Linked DNA regions of Homo sapiens: all the other regions are linked to region 3. The links are chromatin contacts, found by Hi-C or POLR2A ChIA-PET in ENCODE. All regions are on one chromosome and are shown on one strand. The core of a region is the stretch at or near the end of the contact, and the rest is flanking DNA. Distances in the headings are between cores, read along the strand shown. Region 1 overlaps ALOX5 (arachidonate 5-lipoxygenase). Region 2 overlaps MARCHF8 (membrane associated ring-CH-type finger 8). Region 3 overlaps ZFAND4 (zinc finger AN1-type containing 4).

Region 1 (2,749 bases), core at 142-2,641, 230 kb after region 3:
CCCTGGGTCTCCTAGGAGGCCATGATGCTCAGGAGAGGGTCCTGGGGCCACAAGGCTAGAGGCCTTTGTGAGTACTGTCTTTTTCTCCTCATGTGTCAGGATGAACAAGGAGCCTGCAGGTGACCGAGAGGGTGTACTGCTGGAAGTTGCCATGGCACAGCCTGGGCAGTGTGGCTGGCTTTGTGATGGGCTGCATACAGTAGGTGCTCAGTGCTACAGCACCCTGGAGCTGTCGAATAATACCAGCATCATCTTCCAGTCCTTCTGGTACCTTCTTCACTTGGATCCAGCCCCTTGTGGGGAAGGAGGGGCTTTTACACAGGTGCTTGCTTCCAGGGAGGCTGCTGTGGTCTCACCATGGCTACGACCAGCAGCCAGGCACTGGAATACCCAGAGAAGCTTCTTTCAGCCTTGCTGCCTCCTTCCTCCCCCAGCACCCCTCGTCAGCTGAGTGTTCTGGGCTAGGAATGCTTGTCAAGCTGGAGGGGTAAACCTCACTGTAGCATCTGGTGTCAGTCTGGGTGGGGAAAAGAACTTATTTCTGGGAGATGAGAGGCCTACGCAGGCCCCGAGAGCCCTGTAGGGCCTGAAGATGGCCCAGTGCCAGAGGGTGCCCCAGAAAGAGGTCCTGTGCTGGGGCACCTGAGGTCCCGGGTGGTCCCTTGCCCCTGTTCTTTGGAGGAACCAGGAGTGAGTCACCAATTACCCAGCTGGGTCTGTTTGACCTCAAAACAGGAGGTTTACTCTGAAAACAGGGTGGGTCTGGTAGTTCTCAGAAGAAGCCACAGATGTAGGAAGAAGTGGAGTTAGGAGGAACATATTTACATGTCATCTAGAGGCAAAATATTTCTATATCCTTACAGATAACTGGAATATTCAGGGCTTCGAAGACCCGCTTTTGTAAAAAGAAGGACCCTGCAAGCCAGAGAGGGCACCAGGCTTTTTCAAGGCCACACAGGCAGGTAACAGCCACCTTGATCACCTGGCCTAGGGGCAGTGACCTAGCTTTCTCCTGCATCTTCAGCTTTCTCCTGTGCCAAACTGTGGCCCAGGCTGGGCACCAGCTGTTGGCCATGTGCCCGGTGAGCCCCCCACCCCTCGCCCCTACTTCTCCCAGGACGGGCCGCATTTCTGCACTGTCCCGCCTCACTGGGAAGGAAACTCTCTTTCTCAATTTGCTTTAATGAGGCCATTGAGGTTCACCTAACCTCTGTCTCCCTGCTCTTTCCTTCTGCTACCAGCTTTTCCATTTTTTACGCCACAGTTGTGCTGTGCAGGGCAGGAGCAAAGCCTGCTGAGGAGGGCTGGCCCCCTTCCAGGTACAGCAGGTGGCTAGGAGGAACTGCGTGCCAGAATTACTCAGAAGCAGCGGCGAGGAAACCAAGCTGTCGCCAGCCAGAGGTTTAACGGGGAAGGCCTCCTCGGTGACTTCAGCCAAGTTTCAGTTTCCTGCCAGTGGGCACTGAGTTTAACCCACTCTAGGCGGGGAGTGTAGCCATCCAGATTTTAGCAAGGGCCCCAGGGGATTCTGACGCAAGCTATACTTTGAGAACCACTGCTGAAGAGTTTGCAATGTTTTCCAAATTAATTTGACTACAGAACAAATCATTTTTTTGAGGGAAACATGACTTCATGCTTTGTATTAACTCTTGGTCTTATTTTATGATGCATTTTTAACAACATGATGCTACCTTAGCAAATAAAATTGAAATTTTCTAGCCTCGTCTGATTTTTAGATGGGATACCACCCTACATTTTCCAAACAAATTTATTTTACAATGGGACACATCCCTGATTTCATAACAAAATTTAATGAAAGTCAATATGTTTTATAGGCATCAGTTAATAGAAGGGGATTATTTTTTAAATTTCCAAGGATTTCAGAGGCTTTCGGGTAGCATTTGGGAAGTTAAAAGTGGGAGAATCCTACTTGTGTCACAGGAAAAGTGGTTCCTATGAGTGCTTTGGTGACTTGGGGCCAAATGGTTTCTGAGTTGGGATGACGATAAGAGGGGATGTGGTCTTCTTCCCATATACAAACCCACGCTTTGCTTTCCAGTGCCAGGCCAGCAGGCCCCCTCCTCTTCCGGCCTCTCTTTCCTCCGCCATCACTTCTCCCGATCCCCAGCCTGGGTCCTCACCCTTCCTCCTGCTGCTACGTCCCTCCCTTCCTCCACAGGCACCCTGCCCGTCCACTGAGCTCAGGGCCCTTCTCTCCTGGCCTGGCCCCTCCGCAGCCTTCCTTGCCTGGGGGATATCGCTCCTTCCCTACACCCCTGGTGCCTTTTGAAACAGGGTCTCACTCTGCCGCCCAGGCGGGAGTTCAGTGGCGCAGATCACTGCAGCTTCCACCTCCCCGGCTCAAGCGATCCTCCCGCTCGGGAATCCCCGAACACTGGGATTACAGGCGTGAGCCTCCGCACCCACTCCCTACCGATCATCCCCCTTCAGGACGCTGCCATCCATGTAGCTGGGTCGTCTGGAGCACGGGGCATGTGGCTGGCCTGCGGGGCTGGGGGAGGGCCGGTGGGAGTGGCTGCCCTCAGAGCCCACCCCCTAGGCCTCTGCCTGCCCCCAGGTTCCCTCTCCCCCGTCCCTTGTCGGGAGTCACTCGTCAGCTTCTCTTCTCAGCCCGGCTGCGCAGCGCTCTCAACCCAACCCCTGGACTCATCTTCGCCCCAGCCTCCTTCGTGCCCAGCGTCCCTTGTAAATGACCCCCCCGGCCGGGTGCCCCGCTTTCTCTCTCGGC
Region 2 (2,700 bases), core at 58-2,557, 190 kb after region 3:
AGCATCTTGTAATGGTGAGTTTTTTAGGTCTAGGAGAGAGGTACTGTCATCTTTGTTTACTTGCTGAGAGACGACAGAAATGTGTAGTTGTGGGGTATGAAGGTAAAGTCAGTGATTATAGCTAAAAAGCAAACGTCATTTAAGGTCACTGGTATTTTTGGATGTTGGAATGCAGGTTTTGTTTTACATAGAAATTTTCCCTCTAATTATTTTACCATCTTATGTTCTGGAAAATGATTCCATGTTGCTTTAAATTCATCTTTCAGTGAAGTTCTTATTTCTTACCAAAAAATGACAGCTTTGTCATTTCTTACATCGTTTTTTCCTTTCTGTTGCCAAATGCCCTCCAGACTTTCCATGTTGGTGCGGTAAGCTAGACATTTTTAGTTTGTAGTGATTGTTTTCGTTTGTGTTTGTATGTTTTTGTGCCCATAGTCACTTCTGTAATGTTCGTTTCTGAGTTTCCTTTGGGGGGATTAACCTGCCACTGAAGTGTCAGCTTCCCTGTCATGGGACTGTCCTTGGAATGACAGGTTTTCCTTCCACCATAGGATCTGCCACTGTGAAGGAGATGATGAGAGCCCCCTGATCACCCCCTGCCACTGCACAGGAAGCCTCCACTTCGTGCACCAGGCCTGCCTGCAGCAGTGGATCAAGAGCTCCGACACGCGCTGCTGCGAGCTCTGCAAGTATGAGTTCATCATGGAGACCAAGCTGAAGCCACTGAGAAAAGTACGTGGGAGGAAGGGATGCTTCACCCTTCCTGAAACCAGTGACCCCCAGAAAGCTGGTGTCTCAGATCATGAGGTCATGGCTTGCCTGCGTTCATTTCCTTAAAAAGCTGGGGCTGGTGCTTACATTTGCATTGTAGAGATTGTTGTTTCTGGTGCTGATTTTCAAGTCCCTCTTCTCAGGAAGAAGCTCTTTCTGACCATTCATAATCCTTCTTTTCCCTTCAAAGTAAGACTGCTTGCTTGTCGGTGTCAGTCCTCTGGCCTTTGACTACAGACTGTTTGTGACATATCTTAGCACCTAATTTTATACATATTAACTGTTGACGTCCTGCTTCTCTGATTAGGACTGTCTGTTGGAGATTAGTATCTCCCCAGCACCCAGCACAGTGTAGCATACAGTAAATTTATTTGTATACACCCATGATAACTATTTGCTGGATGGGAGTGTGAGTAGGTGGATAGGGAAAAGAAAGGAAGCACAAACGTTGCGTGATGTGCAACTGTCTTCAGAAAGGACCCACAGGCATTGCATGACACGCAGCTGTCTGGAGGCCCATGTCACTGCTCCCTCTGAGAGGAGCTTTGTCCGCCACACTGGCTTCCTGTTTAAATTTTGACTGTTTCATATATCTCTCTAGATGCCCAGCACAAAAGGTTTTGTCTGGAAGAATAAAAAACTGTTCCTATCTCAGAACATTAATATATAAATTGCAAGATAAGTCACATAATCAAATACTAGCCAATTAAATGCTAAATGGTGTGCTGGTAGAGCATAACAGTCATTCAGAAAAGGAAATGCTCATTATGAGCTAGAGTGCTGGGGAAGTGGAGCGATGGTAGCCTCATAGGGTGTTTGGGTTTTAGAGCAGTTCTTGAAGGATCACTAGGATTTGGAGGCAGAGTGCAAGGAGTTTAGAGAGGTCAGGCTGTCTGTGGAGTAAAGCATACCCTAGAAAGGTGAAGGTGAACATTGACAGGGTGTCAAGCTACGTGCGTTGTAGGAAGTAGCAGGGAGCATGGGGCACTGAGGCACTGACTCTGTATTATAGGTAGGAAGACCAGGGAACTTGCTAGTGTATAAAATCCCAGCAGAAAACAACCAGATTTAGAGAAGGCTTGTGCAAACTGCTTAAAAAAATGTTTTGCCCAGTAGAAACCTTGTAATTTATTGGGTGCCTACTCTATGCTAATCTCTCAACATGGGAAGTCCTTGAGGCTCTATTTTCAACTACCCTGCATAGACTCATCTGGAAAGAGGCTGTGACTAGGGTTGGCAAAGGATATGTGCAGAGTGTTTACACATTGTTCTTTCTCTCTACCTTTATGTGTTTTCTCCTGATTCGGAAACCAGTAAATGAAAAAGAAAGTCTGGCTATTTGGAGTAAATTAATGAGCTCCTAGAGGAGATGGGACTAGCAGAGTCTGCTTGTACCAGGAACTCTTAGCGTCGATTTCGAGCTGTTGCTGCCAAAGTAGCAAGGACCAAAGAGTGAGCGTCTTCTGCCATTCACCTTCACAATGTAGTGTGACCCATCTGCTAGTGTGTTGTGGCATCATCAACCCTCTTCTTCCGCTCGTCCATGCCAGTCAGCACATCAGGGAGACTTAAAACGTAGTACCTGGGTCCTGGGCCAACATACTGTTTTCATTAGGACTGAAATCATAGAATTCTTTATCAGGCCATCTTATGTCTGCTTGCAAGAATAAGCAGACAAGGGGATTTTTGATGGTAGTTCTGCATTCATCTTGATCCTGGCTTCTTTTCATTGCATAGAAAGTTGGCTGCACCTGGTACCTGGTTGAAGCCAAGTGGTTTTAGGAGAACAATACTTGGGGGAATGCATCTAGTTTGGGAAGGGAGAAGTGGGGTGGAAAGCCAATCTTACCTACCTACAATGCTCTCACCCCACCGGAGCCCTTCCCCAGAAGCCTGAGCCTCACACTCTGTGTTGTCTTTCTAGTGGGA
Region 3 (2,700 bases), core at 56-2,555:
GTCCATTTGTTCTAGAGTGCAGTTTAAGTCCATTTTTTCTTTGTTGACTTTCTGGCTTGATGACCTGTCTAGTGCTGTCAGTGGAGTGTTAAAGTCCCCCACTATTATTGTGTTGTTGTTTATCTCTTTTCCTGATAGCAATTGTTTTATGAATCTGGGAGCTCAAGAGTTAGGTGCATATATATTTAGGATTGTAATATCTTCTTGTTGGATTGATCCTTTTATCATTATATAATGACCTTCTTTGTCTTTTTTTGTAATATTGTTGCTTTAAACTCTGTTTTCTCTGATATAAGAATAGCTACTCCTGCTTGCTTTTGATTTCCATTTTAGGCCTCAAATACTAAACTCTTCAGGCCTGATTCATGATATCTTTTTTTTTTTTTGAGATGGAGTCTCACTCTGTTGCCAGGCTGGAGTGCAGTGGCGCAATCTCGGCTCACTGCAACCTCTGCCTCCCAGGTTCAAGTGATTCTCCTGCCTCAGCCTACAGAGTAGCTGCTACTACAGGCGCCTGCCACTATGCCTGGCTAATTTTTGTATTTTTAGTAGAGACGGGGTTTCACCATGTTGGCCAGGATGGTCTCGATCTCTTGACCTCGTGATCCACCTGCCTCGGCCTCCTAAAGTGCTGGAATTACAGGCATGAGCTACTGTGCCCAGCCCAATATCTTTTTTTGTTTTTTCAACTTTTAGGTTCAGTGGATACATGGGTAGGTTTGTTACGTGGGTAAATTGTGTGTTGCTGAAGTTTGGTGTATGAATTATCCTGTCACCCAGGATGTGAGCATAGTACTCGATAGGTAGTTTTTCAACCCACATCCCCTTCCCTCCCCATGTAGTCCCTAGTGTTTATTGTTCCCATCTTTGTCTCCATATATACTCAGTGTTTAGCTCCTGCTTATAAGTGAGAACACATGTTATTTGGGTTTTCTGTTCCTGCATTTGTTCTCTTAGGATGATGGCCTCCAGCTGCATTCATGTTGCTGCAAAGGACATGATTTTATTCTTTTTATGGCCGCATGGTGTTCTGTGGTGTATATGCACCACATTTTATTTGTCCAGTCCACTGTTGCAGGGGCATCTTGATTGATTTCATCTCTTTTGTATTGTGAATAGTACTGTGATGAACATACTAGTGCATGTGTCTTTTTGATAGAGTGATTTATTTTTCTCTGGGTATATACCCAGTAGTGGGATTGTTGGGTTCAATGGTCGTTCTGTTTTAAACTCTTTGAGAAATCTCCACATTGCTTTCCACAATGGCTGAACTAATTTGCATTCCCACCAGCAGTGTATGCGTTCCCTGTTCTCCTCAACCTTGACAACATCAGTTATTTTTTGACTTTTTATTAATAGCCATTCTGACAGGTGTGAGCTTGTATCTCATTGTGGTTTTGATTTACATTTGTCTAATGATTAGTAATGTTGAGCTTTTTAAATATATTTGTTGGCCACATATATGTCTTTTTTTGAGAAGTGTCTGTTCATGCATGTCCTTTGCCCATTTTTTAATGGGGTTGTTCTTTGTTTGTTGAATTAAGTTCTTTACAGATCGTAGATATTAGATCTTTGTCAGATGCATAGTTTGTGAATATGTTCTCCCATTCTGTAGATCATCTCTTTACTCTGTTGATAGTTTCTTTTGCTGTGCAGGAGCATGATATCTTGCCTTTTAAAGGGATCCCTATCTTATACCTTGTTTTAGGACCAGAGAGTTATTGCAACATGCTGTTCTTTTCTACAGTGAATGGATTGGACTATATCTCCTTTTAGGCATGCCTTCTACCTATGATTCTGTAAATTTTAGCACCTAGCATTCAATTTAGAAGAATGTTTAATTTTTTAGTGCTCTTAGTTCCTTAATGAAATAGATTTGTATCATACTCTTTTGGAGATGCTATTGAATTCTTTAACACTTTTTTTTAATAACTTTCCCTTAAGGTATTCCCATCTGTCGACAACACTTAATTTGGAATAACATGGAACTTGAAAATGATTATTGCTTGAATGATTACAAGTGAGTGTAATTGCATATTGGCTGTTTTGTAGGCACTTAGTATTATGACTCCATATGCTAATGTTTTTCTTTTGAACTCTTAGATCATGTCTGTTTTTCTCCTGAATAGTTCACATTCCTAGATTTCATTATACATCCTGAACTTTAGATGCATTAGTTTGGTACTGTATACTACTTTAACCTTTATCCTCTGATACATTTATTTTCCCTTTTCATTTTTCATGTCAAGCTGTTTATCTCCTGCCTTTTGAAATCCTCCTATTATCTTCTTGCCTACTTTTCTCCTTTCTTTGAATATTGAACCATTCCTTCCTGGCTATGTTCCTTTCTTTCTGTTTTTACAAGAGTTTTGGATAAGAGAGAATTGTTCTTCCCAAAGTCTTTCCTTTCTCATTAAGCCCTCCTTTTGTTACTAAGCAATGCTGTGTGCACCAGTGACTACCAACGTACTTTCTGACACTTTGTCTCTCTTATTTCTCCCCTCTTTCACATAATTCATCACTCTTTTGTTAAGAAAAGAGTAAAAGGATAAGAGGCAGTGTGGAATAGCTGTAAGAGCACTGAGAGTCAGGAGACCTTGTTATTTTTCTATTTTCTGTTTTATTAAATAGATTTGCTATTTTCTGCACTTTGGGTCTCCGGCATGCCACTTTTGTTCTCTGGGCCTCCTTTTCCTTAAT

What was found. Hi-C counts contacts between places; a loop is a spot of excess contacts on that map. ChIA-PET counts read pairs that join two places held with the same protein, here RNA polymerase II (POLR2A). Pooled maps may share reads with other maps.
Region 1: a loop to region 3 is called in a pooled map, with 5 times the contacts of the local background. The contact joins two enhancer-like sites. A Hi-C loop is called at or near these places in 5 of 37 single-sample maps with no recorded cell type and 4 of 50 pooled maps. POLR2A ChIA-PET finds 5 or more read pairs at or near these places in 2 of 52 experiments (activated CD4-positive, alpha-beta T cell and activated T-cell).
Region 2: a loop to region 3 is called in a map of B cell, with 2.5 times the contacts of the local background. The contact joins two enhancer-like sites. A Hi-C loop is called at or near these places in 3 of 168 maps with a recorded cell type or tissue (B cell, left lung and transverse colon), 16 of 37 single-sample maps with no recorded cell type and 8 of 50 pooled maps. POLR2A ChIA-PET finds 5 or more read pairs at or near these places in 4 of 52 experiments (OCI-LY7, T-cell, activated B cell and 1 more).

Annotation. Positions count from the first base shown.
Region 1 is chr10:45,419,278-45,422,026 of GRCh38, reverse strand. The region is part of intron 4 of ALOX5 (arachidonate 5-lipoxygenase); the gene reads right to left. Among named protein-coding and RNA genes, the nearest start is that of ALOX5, 46 kb to the right of the region's middle. RefSeq lists enhancers at 1,173-1,674, 1,703-2,394, 2,395-2,749. Within about 2 kb of position 1,391, at least 33 of the 41 ENCODE cell types and tissues checked have a DNase peak (open chromatin) inside an H3K27ac peak, as active enhancers do.
Region 2 is chr10:45,459,263-45,461,962 of GRCh38, reverse strand. MARCHF8 (membrane associated ring-CH-type finger 8) reads left to right here. Exons shown (of 8, transcript NM_001282866.2): 6 at 552-732; 7 at 2,696-2,700. Among named protein-coding and RNA genes, the nearest start is that of MARCHF8, 75 kb to the left of the region's middle. Within about 2 kb of position 1,307, at least 6 of the 41 ENCODE cell types and tissues checked have a DNase peak (open chromatin) inside an H3K27ac peak, as active enhancers do; they include OCI-LY7, where a contact is called at or near this core.
Region 3 is chr10:45,652,304-45,655,003 of GRCh38, reverse strand. ZFAND4 (zinc finger AN1-type containing 4) reads left to right here. Exons shown (of 10, transcript NM_174890.4): 3 at 1,945-2,020. Among named protein-coding and RNA genes, the nearest start is that of ZFAND4, 19 kb to the left of the region's middle. RefSeq lists an enhancer at 309-408. Within about 2 kb of position 1,305, at least 2 of the 41 ENCODE cell types and tissues checked have a DNase peak (open chromatin) inside an H3K27ac peak, as active enhancers do; they include OCI-LY7, where a contact is called at or near this core.